Regions from separate parts of the Homo sapiens genome. Here region 1 is linked to region 2. A link is a contact called in ENCODE Hi-C or POLR2A ChIA-PET data. All regions are on one chromosome and are shown on one strand. The core of a region is the stretch at or near the end of the contact, and the rest is flanking DNA. Distances in the headings are between cores, read along the strand shown.

Region 1 (6,962 bases), core at 3,841-6,340, 37 kb before region 2:
CAGTTTAGTGGTTGTCTGGGCTGGGGGCATGAGTATTGATTGCAAAAAAAGCACAAGGGAATTTTGGATGTGACAGAATACTAGATGCCTTGATTATGAGGATGACTGCACAGTACATAGATGTGTCAAAACCCATCAAAGTCAACCTAAAATGGATGCATTCTGTTGTAGGTACATTTTACCTCAATCAAGTTAGTTTGTAAAGCTCCCTAAAATGTGTTTGATTATATTATTATTAAAGAAAACTGTGACGACATGACTTCGTATCCCTGCACTGTGGTGTCTGATCAATTAGTGAGGGCGACGCATGTGCCCTGTGGCTTCTGTCTCCACTTTTCCTAATCAGGCATTGAGCTTCCCTCTGTTTGTACTTCGTCTCGGCTTCCTGTTCCTCTTAGCCAGAGAGCCACTTTGCTAATGGGATAGGTCTTCTCTGTTAGATGCCGGCAGTGATCAAATAATTCCCCAGCGATTAAATCAAACCCAGTCTCCTTCTGCATTGAAATATTGATTATTGCCAGGTTCATTTCTGCTTAGTGCCCAGAAGATCCTGTTCCTGACAAGGAAATGCCATTAGCATTTTTTTTTCTCCTTTTCAACATAGAGACTTTTTCTCCCTACAGTTGATAGAAATAATGTATTTTTTTATATTAGCCACACATATAGTTGTTCTGTATTGATATATTTTGCCAAATACCAGAAACAATTTTAACAGGACAGAACATGATATTTGGGTCTCTTCATGACAGGCAATGATTTCAGAAAACACTTATTAAATGATTAGAAATACTTTCTCCAATCAATTAGTTAAGTACAAGAAATTAAACTCATTCGGCTGGGTGTGGTGGCTCACACCTGTAATCCCAGCACTTTGGGAGGCTGAGGCAGGTGGATCACCTGAGGTCAGGAGTTTGAGACCAGCCTGGCCAACATGGTAAAACCCCATCTCTACTAAAAATACAAAAATTAGCTAGGCATGGTGGTGGGCGCCTGTAGTCCCAGCTACTCAGGAGGCTGAGATAGGAGAATCGCTTGAACCTAGGAGACGGAGGTTGCAGTGAGCCGAGACTGCACTGCACTCCTGCACTCCAGCCTGGGTGACAAGAGTGAGACTCTATCTAAAAAAAAAAAAAAAAAAAAAAAAAAAAAAAAAACACTCATCTTTAATGCATCATCTGATGAAGTATGAGAAATGTTTTGAAGCAGAAATGAACACTTTTTTGGGCCATAATAAAATGTCATTTCAAAATATAGATTTCCCCAGGAAGAAAAATGACCTCTCAAAGAAGATTTTATATTCTTCACCATAACTGGAGATCAATGGTGCCTTCTGTGATGATGTCATTTGGGACCAGAAATAGCATCTTTTATTAAATCTTGTCTGAGATTGACCCATCCTAAACTGAACACAGCAAGGAAAGCCAAATCTCTGGAATAAAGATTGTCTCTCCCTCTAACACGGTTTCTTGCAAGATGGTCCACAATTTTTTCAAGGTACAAAAGTCAGATTGATATCACAGTGGGGTATTTTTCAAAGCAGATGGTGTCCTTTTATTTTTCCCTTTTGATTCTGATGGCAAGCAGCATTGTGATGCCAATTTCCAGGTGCAAAAATTGAATTGACCCAGCAGATATTCCTTGTGAAAGCAACAATCAATACAAGGAGAAGGATGTCCCTGCTGCCATGGGCTTGTGTCCATCTCTTAAGGTGGCATCAGGGAAAGAGTCTGGGGCTGAAGGAGGGGAGAAGAGAGCGTCTACATAGTCTATTGAAAGGAATCCTAAGCCTCTGGTCCTGGCCTTCTCTCCTCCCACAGGGAAAAATTGGTGTGGTCCAAAGAATCAAAACATCCCAGAGTCCTGCTCCCTGGTTTTGATTTTACAAATTGGAAACATCTCAAACATTTTCTCCTCTGACATAAGAATAGTAACTTGAGCTTCTTATACTTTTCTCCCTATGGGTGAGGAGTTCCTTGCAGGCAGGGATAGGGAGTCTGTGCATTACATATGCCCGGGGCCCAAAGGTTTAGCTGCTTGGAGTAGGAGCTAGGGAAGTGAGGAGAAGCATTTGTGTTCAGTCATCCTGGAGCTCTGCTTCGTCCAAGGTGACACACCCCAAGCCAGATCATGACTGGCCCCTGACTTGGAAGACTGAGTCGTTGTCATAGCCAGGGCACCTGGAAATCTGCGATAGGCTAAGTGATTGCATAAAGGACACATCTTTTGCAACCTGATCGCCTGTCACCCTAGGCACCAGAAAGGATCAGAATCCAGCCTAGTGCAGGAGAAAGCAAAGCCAGGAGCCAATGAGATGGCCTGTTACAAAGGTTCTGTCCAATCCTGGCGTCTGGGTGGCAGCACAGTGAGCCAACCAGAACCTTGCTTTCAGGAAGGTGGGTGCGGGCAGCACGTAGTAGAAGTGAGGGAGGAGGAAGAGCACAGAGCGCATGGAATGCAATGGGGCCGTGAGGGGCGGCAAGGGGCCCAGCGATGTCCGCCTACTTCCCAGGGGACTTCCGGGGTTATGGGTTGGGAGATGATGAAGACTTCTCTCCAGAACCGCCAAGACTGTTGCCCCACTTCCCTGGGAACTCTCAAAATGAGCCTCCTGTCCACACCTGGAGCTCACCGCGTGTTTCTGTGTTGTGTAAAATTCAATCTTTGATCATAATGGGATTCACTTATAAATAAAAAATGCCACATGGCTGGCAGCCCCAACACTGCTAGAAATAATTACATATTTTCAAACATATGTGTAAGTTATGAAGTAATACTCTTTGAAAATGACTATTTCGTGAAAATGAAAACTTGAAACCTCTACAAACCGCTGCAACTCAGTGAAAACCAACAAAACGGCGAACGGTCAGACCGAAAGGGAAAGAAACCGAAGCAGTACTTAAAGGGAAGCGCGTGTTTGACATGTCTCTACTAGGGAAAAAGAAACACTGAAAACCAAAAAGCTACGCATAGGAGCCATAACCTAAGCTCAAAGAAAACAGGGCAAGAAGTAATAAAAATAAAAGTAGCAATTAATGAAAGAGAAATCAACATCATCAAAAGCTGGTTATTGACCGGTGAAGTTGAACCACCACAGTACAAAATTGATTGAAGAAAAAGTGAAAGAAACAATATTAGGAATAAAAACTAGTATATAATACAGATATAGCAAAGACTTAAATATGAATTTTAAAACAGGTAAAATTGACAAATTATTAGAAAACTCTAAAGGACTGAATCAAGAAGAAAAAGAACACTGAACAAAATCCTATTACTTTTGTTTTTAAATAAACTGCGTGAGTATTTAAGCCTTTCCCACAAAGGTTTTGCTTAGTTTCCCAGGCAAGTTTTTTAAGACTCATAAGGGCTCTTCCATGTGTACATTTGCCATGTGCCAGGTATTATTCTCATTGGCCTATGTGCATTAACTGATTTAATTGTCACTGGGACTCCACTTGCAGGTAGTGTTATTCTAATCCACAGATGAGTTAGCTGAGGCATGGGGGAGCTAAGCATCTTGCTCGTGGTCACACAAATGGCAGAGACAGGATCTGAACTCAAGCAGTCTGTGCACAGATTCCCCAACCCCAAAATGCCCTGGACACACAGATGATTTCCTAGGAAAAGACAATTTCCGACTTACAGAAACCTTTCCAGACCAGCTCTCCTTGTATTGAGGCTGACCTCTAACCCTGATGCCAAAAGCAGATAAAGAAAGGGAAGGAAAATTAGACCAATCTCTATCAGGAACAGAGATATAAATACATTTTCTACAAAATGTCTTTAAACAAAATACAGGCATGCACTGCAAAATGATGTTTCAGTCAATGAGCAAACCATGTGTATGATGGTGGTCCCATAAGAATATAATACAATATTTTTAGTGTACCTTTTCTATGTCTAGATATGTTTAGATACACAAGCACTTATCATTGTGTTACAATTGCCTACAGTATTCAGTACAGGGACACGCTGTACAGGTTTCTAGCCTTGGAGCAATAGGCCATACTATATAGCCTAGGTGTGCAGTAGGCTATGCCGCCAACATTTGTGCAAATGGACTCTATGGTGTTCACACAATGACAAAGTCGCCTAATGACACACTTCTCAGAATGTGTCTCTGTCATTAAGTGACATATGACTGTACTGCATTATATAAAAAAGATAGCACTCAACTAAATTGAGATTATTGAAGAAAGCAATTTTGTCAAACATTGGAAAATTATAACTTAAAAATAATATAGTTTGCCACTTTCGTAATGAAAGGGAAATGACCATATAGTTAGCTCAATGAAATCAGAAAAATCACTTGATAAATTTGATAAAAAATTCAAGGCAAAAACTCTTTTCAAATGAGAAATCACTGAAAAATTCTTAATCTCATGAGAGATACATACCAGAAAGGTATGAAAAAAAAAATTCCACTGAAGTGTGAAATGTCAGAAGCATCACCTGTTAAAATAGGAAAAAGATAAGGAAGGATCCCTACCACCCACCGTTTCCATTCTGTGCAGCACCTTCTAGCCAGAGTGACAAGACAAGCTCAGGCCCCAGGGACTAAAATAACAAAACTGCTATTATCTGCAAATGCGATTGTCTATATAGGAAATTCAAAGATTCTACAGACAAATTATAAGAAATAATAATTGAACCTAGCATTGTTTAATATAAAGATTATATATTAACATCTGTGGTATTCTGTACTCAAACAACTATTAGAAAATATAATTAAAATATTTCACTTATGGTGGCCAACAAATATAAACAGCCTATAATTTTTAATGTAAGACCGTAACATGAAAATGTATGACATTTTATTGAAAGTCATTATACAAGTCTTAAAAAAATGGAGAGACATACCATATTTGTAGCCAGAAATTCTTCATATTCTGGAGCTGTCAAATCTCTCCAAATTGATCATCCAGTATAATACAATTCCAACAAAACTTCACCAGGTTTTTCATGAGATTTGACAGGTTGATTTTAACCTGTGTGTAAGAGAGACATGGGTGAACTAGTTTCTTCCTATGCCTCCTCAGCAACTGACAGACTCCAGGCAGCTGGTATCTGTTCGCAGGTGTCCTGGCAGAAATCAGTCTCACTTCTCTGCCCCTGACCTGCAAAAGCTTGGCCCTGTGGTATGTCCCAGAGGTGTGCCTGGAACCTGATCTCCACCCATGCCTCCCAGTGGCACACAGGGCACATGGCAGATGTCCACTAACATCCCTGCAACTCCTCCGGGCACTGTTCCCTCCCCAGGGCTGGTGCCGTGTTGGCGGGGAAGCTGGTTTCACCTAGTTGAGGAGGAGCCTGGCCTCCTCTGTGCTCTGCTGAATCTGCCACGGTGCTCCAGGGCCAGATTCTCTCAGACTTGAGGGGCCCAGGGGGTCCTTCTCTCACTTTGCTAAGTCTCTGTGGGGAACAAAAGTGATGAGTTTTCCCTCAACTGGGCACCCTGCGCAGGTGACTGAGCTCTCCCTGCATAGGTGCCCTCAGTCACAAAGCGGCAGGGACCCAGCTGCCCCTTGCAGTGTCCTGGGGATTAAGTCGAATCTCTCAGGCTTTAGCAGGTAGAAATCAATGGTGGTTCTGGCCTCCACTACAGAGGAAAGCCGGGGGGATTCTAGATGAATTCAGACCATTATCTGACCCATTTCACCCCTTCCCTTCCCCACACAGGACTCTCTTCACCAGCAGGTGGTGTCCATCCCATGCTCACAGGGGAACCACCTGTGGGGTTCACCTTTCAGAAAGATGCCGTGGGCAAAAGCAGGCAGCCTCTGGGCCAACACTGCCCTGCCCCACACCAACTCCTCCCCTGGAAAATTTCTTCGCCTAACCCTCGAAATTGCCCTGGGGCCTCTCGGCAACCCTGTGCATGGGTCACCAGCTTCACTGGACAGATGAGGAAACTGAGGCCCAAAGAGGTGATGGGACAGTGCAGAGTGAGATCACCTCCCTGCCCTACAGAGAAGGCATGTAGCTCTGTCTCTAGGAGTCCAGACTGGGGGAGTTAGGGCAGGGAGCCCCGTGGGGAGATCAAGCCCGGAGCATGTCCAGGGGTTGTGATGCCAGAGAGCAAGTGGTGAGCCTGCACACGCTCTCCAGGGAGCATCGCTGTTCCCCTGGCTGTCTGCTCTCTCAGGGCATTCACAGAATCTATTTCCTCCACCTCCCCATGCCCAAGCGGTAAACTGCCTGTTTCCTGGTCCAGTCACCTTTGCGGGGTTGTTCTGTGCGTGCCTGAAATCTCTCCCCAGACACTTGGCTCCGTGACTGCCTCTCACTTCCTAATCAAACTAACAGGTTTCACATCCATGTGGTCAGAGAATGAGGAGGCAGAAGTAATCAACAGCAAATTGGCCAGACAGACTCAGCCGAGATGTCTCCGGGCAGCCTAATTCAAATCGTGGGTGAAGATGGACAGAGTGGAAGAAGAGAGGCCATTGCAGGGATACTCTGGAGTGAGTTAATAAGATTAGAGACTGGCAGCATCACAGTCGCCTGAGCCCAGATTCTCTTGAGCCCAGCAGAGCACAGAGGAGATGAGGAGTTCAGTTCAGAGCAGAGGGCTCAGGGCATGCAGCCCAGCAGAGAGTGCATGCTCCCAACTTCTAAACTCACAGGTCTGAAGGACTCGCACAGAAGCTCCCTCCCCAAGTCACAGGGAAGTGTGAGGCTCCTGGAGCTGGACAGCAGCAGCAGGGCAGCTGCTCCTCCAGTGCCTATGTTGACACATCTGAGGTGCTCTTGGTACCAACCTGAATTCGAGAACTGGAAAGCAGGAGGGTTGGGTCCTAGTCCAGTTCTGCCATAGCTAACTAGCTGTCTGGTTTTCTTCAAGTCACTTTGTTTTTCTGAGGCTCGACTGACTTTACTGGCTTACTCATAAAATGTAGCTTAAAAATAATAAATGCTATCCTTTTGAACACCAATATTCTGTTACCTGAAATATAAATTCTTCT
Region 2 (6,681 bases), core at 4,068-6,567:
TCCCCCACGGCAGACTTGTGCTGGGAGCTTCTCCTGCCAGCTTCACACATCTGCTGGCCCCAGCATTTCTCCTGCAAGCACATTCAGGTCTTTCCCAAGCAGGATTACTCTGGCAGCCTGTGAATGCACAACACCTGTTGTCTGAATTCTCCTGTCAATTGTGTTAATCCTGCTTTGCTTTGGGGATCCTGCAGGTAGATCTGGATCCGGATCTTGTCTGCTCAGCTTCTTCCTCACCAAGGCAGTGAAAGTGAAGCTGACCTTCTTGGGAAGTCTTTCTAGACTTGGCCAAGACAGAGCAGATTGTTGAAGATGGGAGCAGGTGGTGATGCAGAACGCACCAGACCCACAAGTGCCAGGGGCCAATCCTTACCTGGGCTTAATTCCAGGAGAGATGGCTTGTGGGCCAGAGGGACATGGTCTGGGATGGGCTTACTGGTCAGCCCAGAACAGGCCTCCTCAGAGAGTGTGCTCTGGACCAGCACTGCCCCCATGACAGCATCCTGACAGCTGCCCTCTCCTCTTCCCTAAGTCACAAACGTCAGGCAGCCCACCCTGAGATAAGAAGCCAGCCTTCTTAAAAAGGTGACTAGCCTTCTTCTACAGTTTTCTTCCAATAATGTTCAGAGAGCCATCAAGCCCTGCTGAACCCAGATTCCTGCCATGAAAAGCCTTCACTTTTGTCCCCACATATGACCTTCAAAGGACAGTTCGGTAGTTTTGCAAGTGAAGACTTAGCTTGGAGGGTGTTCAAGTAAGACTAAACATAAAATGGCAACAGCAATAGTAAGAGTGATAGTGGCCAGGACTGTTCTCCCGTGTGGGCCTCCTCTGAGCCTGGCACACATGCTAGTCCCTTTGAGTGCTCCCGCCCCTGAGGTCAGTCTTGTGCTCACTGCCTCCCCCTCATAGGACATCCCAGGACGCAGCGGGACAGAGCCAGGCTGTGAGTGCGGGCTGCTGTCCCAGGCAACCTCCTACCACACACACGTCTCAGGCCTTGAGGGCTAATGGCTCATGGGGGCACTCACCATGGAGGGGCTTGAGGGGGTCTGGCCTGTGTGCCAGGTGCAGTCTGTTCCTGCCCCACCTCCAACCCTCAGCCAGCAGTGTCCACAGGAAGCTGGAATGGACCGACCCCTCTCTGCTGACCACCCCCAACCCGCTGCATTTGCCTCTCTGTCTTTCTATCAGGGAGCCTCCTCTGCACATGTGCAAAGCACCTGGATTTTACATTCCAGGGACAACCTTCAACTGAGGATAAGCGGGAGTCCTTGGGTAAATCAACACAGCTTCCTCATCTCGTTGGGACGGTTTTGAGCTGCGTCTTATGTGGTTCCTCAGAGGTCGCAGCAGGGTTGGGCCTCATTGCCCACAGCAGTAACAGGTTCACCAACACAGCCTTCCCTTCTCACTCTCCCCACCCCTCACTCCCGGATTCCCCAACCGCCAACCCCCTCACCCTCACCACCGAGAAACTATCTGCTCATACATCCTGGTGTCTGCTTTTGGGTGAATTCAAATTAAGACATTTATCTACATAAAACATAATCTGGTTATGATATTAGAATTGTGTGTGACTACCCTATAGCTGACTTGCATTTAAATAGCCAATTGTCATAGGTCCTGATGTCTATAAAGACATTAAAAGTCCCTATTTCCATGGTCATCCATTACACATAGTATCATGGAGTAGAATGTTTCCTAGACATAATCTAGTTTAGTAACGTTTAATCTTGTTTGAGCCTCATATCCCTTTGGAAATTTAAGGAAAGCTACAGACCCACCCCTGGAAAACTGGTGATGCGTACAATATTGCCTACAATTTCTGGGTGTTTTTGGAACATTTAGATCCAAGCAGAGGTGTTCCTTTGCTTGACTCCCCTGACTCTAGTCCAATCGCTCAGTACACAGATGGGTAAACTGAGGCCTGGGTTGGAGAAGAGCCTGTCCACACCACTCAGTCAGTGAGCTGATGTGAAGTCTCTTGACTCCCAATCTAGCCATCCTTCCACCCCACACCATCCACATCACTACCTTTATTTCTGTCTGTTGGGTTCTTACAATACGGCAAGCCAGGTGCTGTAGGAGTCCCAGCTACTTGGGAGGCTGAGGTGGGAGGATCTCTTAAGCCCATGAGTTTAAGGCCAGCTTGGGCAATGTAGTAAGACTTCCCCCATCTCTAAAAATAAAAATGAAAACAACTAAGTACACAATCATAAGGCAGTTTCAGCATCATCAATACAAGTTTATTACACTTTATTGATCATGATGAATATAGGCAGATTCTCTGCCCAGCTTCCCTCTTCAGTGTGCACTTGCAGCTCCTGAGCAGTATTTCACACCTCAGCAATTATCTTATTATCATTACAGCCTCACATCCTTCCTGCCCCGATTAGTCCCACAGGCCTGTTCTTTACCTGCTCAATTATCCAGCTCTTAGCTCTGCTCAGACATATTTTCAGTGTCTTTTTATCTCCACCTTCCAGATTTTCTGCTCTTCTGGGGCCATCCTTTTTATTTTTTCTAAAAAAGTTAGTATCTGTTATTTATAACCCACCCTCCTGACAATTTCAGGATGTTTTTTCTTTGCAATGATGAAAGCTTAGATTAGGATTTTGAGGAGCATCATTTTTTACCCTTCTTAAAAACTATCTCTGGGAACATTTTTCTCTGAATGAGTTTGCTCTTCAAGCATCTAAGTCAGGCCTCAGTGTCCATTAACTTGTTTTCTACAAAGAAGATTGCCTTTTATAAATCACTAATTATATTACTTGTCATGTCATTGCTATTTATGTTTCTTGTTTTTGTTTTTGTTCTTGATTTTGGGCAGTCCTCTTCTGCTGAAGTGTATAAAGCATTATTTTACCTTGAGAGTCAGGTGCATGACAGGTGACAATTAGACATTCTTTATCCCCTACTGAGGCGGGTGAGGAGGGTCATCCCACTGCACTGACTCGCATTGAACTCATTTCCTTGGGAACTTCAGGGCAAGACTAGACAGTGTTTTCCAAAGGTGAGATGGGGAAAGCATGAGAGAAGGAGGTTAGGAATGGAAGTGGTATCTGTGTGGATGGGGACACTTGGCTGCCAGCAACTTGTATAACACAGGGTTATGGAATTCTGCCTCACCCAGTGATGCAGTGACTTTGTAATTTTGGCCCACAGAGCTTGATCATGGAGTCTTGGAGTTAGACAGGAAATTGGAACTCCTGCCAAGCCCTGGATTTTTGCAGCCTCTCTAGAACTATCTGCCAGGAGGCTGGCCAATCAGCTCTTGTTTGAGCCCTTTCAGGTGGCCTTGGACCTTTGATGTGTTGGAAACAGAGTGTGTCAGAACAGGCCAACAGCAAGGACATGGTATTGATTGATATTCAGAAAAGCAGGGAACCCCCATTGCCCAATACAAGGGAAAAGAGGTGAGGAGGGAAAGACTGGGGGTGAGGCTTCAGGTCGGGGGCTGGAGGTTGAAGAAGTTAATGCATGGGTGTCTTGACTCCATAGCGAATTCAGAGTCAGAGTTGACCACTAAGAATTAATTGAGCCTAGTTAGTAGGAGGCTAGAGGGATAAAAATAAATATTTAAAAATAAAAGAGAAATCTGCATAAGAAAAGACAGAAAAATTAACAGATAGCTTTAGAGACCCAGCTGAAGTTGGGGGTGATTTTGTGGCTCTAATTTGTACAGTTATGGGGTTTTCTCCAAAATTAGTGACCATAACCCAGGGTAGGAATTTTTTAGGGGCAGAAGGAAAATAGTACAAAGGGAATCAAAAGTGCTTATGATTTATTAATTTAAATGATTGACAATTCAGTATAGTCTAGGTAAGAAAAGAAGAAAAGTCCTGGAGCATTTGAAGATGGAAAACCCAAGATAGCAAGTAACCAGGTACCTCAACGAGATCACAAAAAAATTGTACAAGAATGTGAGAAAGAAAAAGCCAGGAAGATAGATGCTTCTTCAAAGGGCAGTACATTGGGTTTGTGATATCTTAAGTGGAGCCATGCTGAGTGAGAACACGTCATGTTTTTTATTTGTGCTATTCAGTGTAAATACATTTGGCCCCATTTTTTCAAAAGAATAACATTCCCAATTGTTTTTTAGTTTATTTATTTTGCCTTTTGAAAATTGTCTTTCCAACACTCTTTGATATCTATTTGGAAAAGTGCTACCCACCTAAGTGTTAGAAATCACATATATAGGAAATAGTAACAATAAAAACAATAATGACATCTGGGTGAAATGATTCCCTACCCTGAAAGGAATTTTGAAGTGGTTACTTCCTGCCGAAGAAGGGTAGGGGAGACATATACTGGAGCACATGCCACCTCACGCTTGGTACAGTAGGGACAACATGACAGCAGTTAAATGAAGACAAGCAAACTCTGGTCCCTATTCATCAAGATCAAAAACAAAAATGAAACCCTGGCACCCCAGCCCTCCACGCAGTGTCCCCTCCCATCTGTCCAAGTCAGACTAGGTGCTGACTAGAAGCCAGGACTGGCCATCTTCAAGCCCTTCCATTCTATGATCTGAAGCTTGGAGCTGGCTCCTGCATTTCACCAAAGGCTCTCTTGATCTGACCCCTCGGTCACCACGAGGACTGCAGCTGCTGGAAAGCATTGTTTCTTTGCTCATCCACCTCAGAGCAGATTCACCTGATGGGCTCAGCCTTTCCTATCTTTTGCGTTTGTTTCATTTCCTTTTCCTCCATAGTTCATGTTCCTTGAGAATTTACCAAACTTTCTAGAGCCTATTTCTGGACAATCTAAATTAATTTGCACCCAGCCCTGCACCCAAGAAAACCCCACCATTCTTGTCAAACTCCAGCCAGCCTCAAAAAGCAAGTCTAGACTGCTGGGTGTGATTCTTTTCTGCTGAGAGTAAATTCGTTCCCCACACAAGCACAGTTGCAGTCTGGCCAGAGTCTTTTTGCTGAAAACCTGATTCTGAATAGGCATTGGCTCTTAAGCCCAGCCATCAGTTTCACCGGATCCAGTCATCTTGATGTAAAGATCAATTTCAGAGCACACTTGTGAACCGTGCTGCTGTGAAGCTTCCTGAAAATGTACACACACCTCTTTTTAATTTGTTGGTGATGGCCTGGATAAAGACTAGAAGATAACTAGTATTTTCCCGAAGTTTTACCTGATCCAGGATTTTAAGAACAATTCCCAGATGTTCTAGAGCACTTGTCACAGCCCTGGAGCCACAGCCATGGTCCTTCACAGAGGAAACAAACACAGCTGCTCAGAGACTGTGGCTGGTTCCCCTGGTTTCAGTGGTCATGTTGCCTCAGACATTCTTCAATCTTCTCAGCATTACTTCTTGCCTCAGCTGCTCACGTGACCACAGTCTTCAACTGACGACACACGTGCACGCTTGAGCTGGGTCAAGTGCCTCTCACTTCCTCCCTCAGCCCCCAGGTTCTCTGACCCAGCTGCATGGAATGTACAGGATGTACAGGACGCCCACTAGACCCTCAGCACGTGCAATGCAGAAGTGCTGGGGTGTGTTCCAGTCACTACAGCTGCGTAACAATTATCTCAAAGCATAGTAGCTTAAAATAACCATGTTCATTATGTTTAAGAGCCTGAAGTCTAGCAGCTGATGCAGCAGTTGGCTGGGACCTCAGCTGGGGATGCCTCTCAGAACACCTGCACCTGAGCTCTACATGGTTGGGCTTCCTCACAGCATGGCAGCTGGGTTCCCAGGGTGGGGAGAGAAAGAGAGGAAGACATACACCTTTTATGAACTGGCCTCACAAGCCATGCAGCATCATTTCCACAGAATTCTATTGGTCAAAGCAGCCACAACGTCCCACCGAGTTTTGAGGGAGGGAACATAGGCCCCACATCTTGATGGGGAGTAGCAAGGTTTCGAAAGAGCGAGTGGACCCAGAAATTTTGCTGTGTCACTTTTAGAAAATAAAATCTACCACAGGTAGTTAACACATGATGAAGTAAACCTTGATCAATGGGGAGCAAAAGCAATGGAAAATCTTTTTCCTTGCCTTCTCCTGGAAGGCTGTCCTGAGAAAGAGATTTGGCAGCATCCACCCACAGTAGTAGTTACCCCCTGCATGATGAGTCATGGCCAATACTTCTGACACTCCATTCTAAGGTCATACTTCCAGATAAACTATTCACACATAAGGCTTTGTCCCAGACATTGCTTTTGGGGAATCATAAGCTCAGGCAGTTAGTACCGGGTGTGTCCCTGGTGAGCAGTCTTGGGATTAGTTTTTAAGGCTGGGTAAGTCACCACCCAGGCATCACTAAGGATCCTGCTCATAGTTATTGGCTGTGATAACATTGGCACAGGCAGCATCATTTAGTAAGGCTGTGGCTGATTGACATGAGGTACAGATTGAAGGTTCAGAGCAATGGGTTTGCTTGTTAGGAGGGTGGGTAAGCAGTGTGGGGTAGTGGTAAAGGTAAAATTTGGGTAGTCAGTTGGCTTTTTGAAACTGAATTAGGAGCCTTGGAAGAGGTAGGCTCAGATACCCCAACTGTCAACTCCAGGCATGTCTGAAGGACTGAAGGCTCATCCCCTGAAGCTGCAAGGTACACACCCCCATATTTTTCCTGGGTTAAAGGTCGGGACCCTCATAGAGATGAATAGGAACTGGAAACACAGAATAAAAACTTGATGTGAATGAGCCTGGAAATCTGACCTCT

Evidence for each region. A loop is a pair of places that touch in the nucleus more often than their neighbours do. ChIA-PET counts read pairs that join two places held with the same protein, here RNA polymerase II (POLR2A). Pooled maps may share reads with other maps.
Region 1: a loop to region 2 is called in a pooled map, with 3 times the contacts of the local background. The contact joins the promoter of WAKMAR1 here to the enhancer-like site in region 2. A Hi-C loop is called at or near these places in 5 of 168 maps with a recorded cell type or tissue (PC-9, head of caudate nucleus, heart right ventricle and 2 more), 1 of 37 single-sample maps with no recorded cell type and 6 of 50 pooled maps. POLR2A ChIA-PET finds 5 or more read pairs at or near these places in 2 of 52 experiments (H1 and PC-9).

Annotation. Positions count from the first base shown.
Region 1 is chr20:24,106,868-24,113,829 of GRCh38, forward strand. It overlaps WAKMAR1 (wound and keratinocyte migration associated lncRNA 1), which reads right to left and starts at 5,091. Exons shown (of 4, transcript XR_001754557.2): 1 at 4,858-5,091. RefSeq lists an enhancer at 5,940-6,440.
Region 2 is chr20:24,143,199-24,149,879 of GRCh38, forward strand. No RefSeq gene overlaps it. Among named protein-coding and RNA genes, the nearest start is that of WAKMAR1, 35 kb to the left of the region's middle. RefSeq lists an enhancer at 500-1,000 and a silencer at 5,526-5,575. Within about 2 kb of position 5,318, at least 3 of the 41 ENCODE cell types and tissues checked have a DNase peak (open chromatin) inside an H3K27ac peak, as active enhancers do.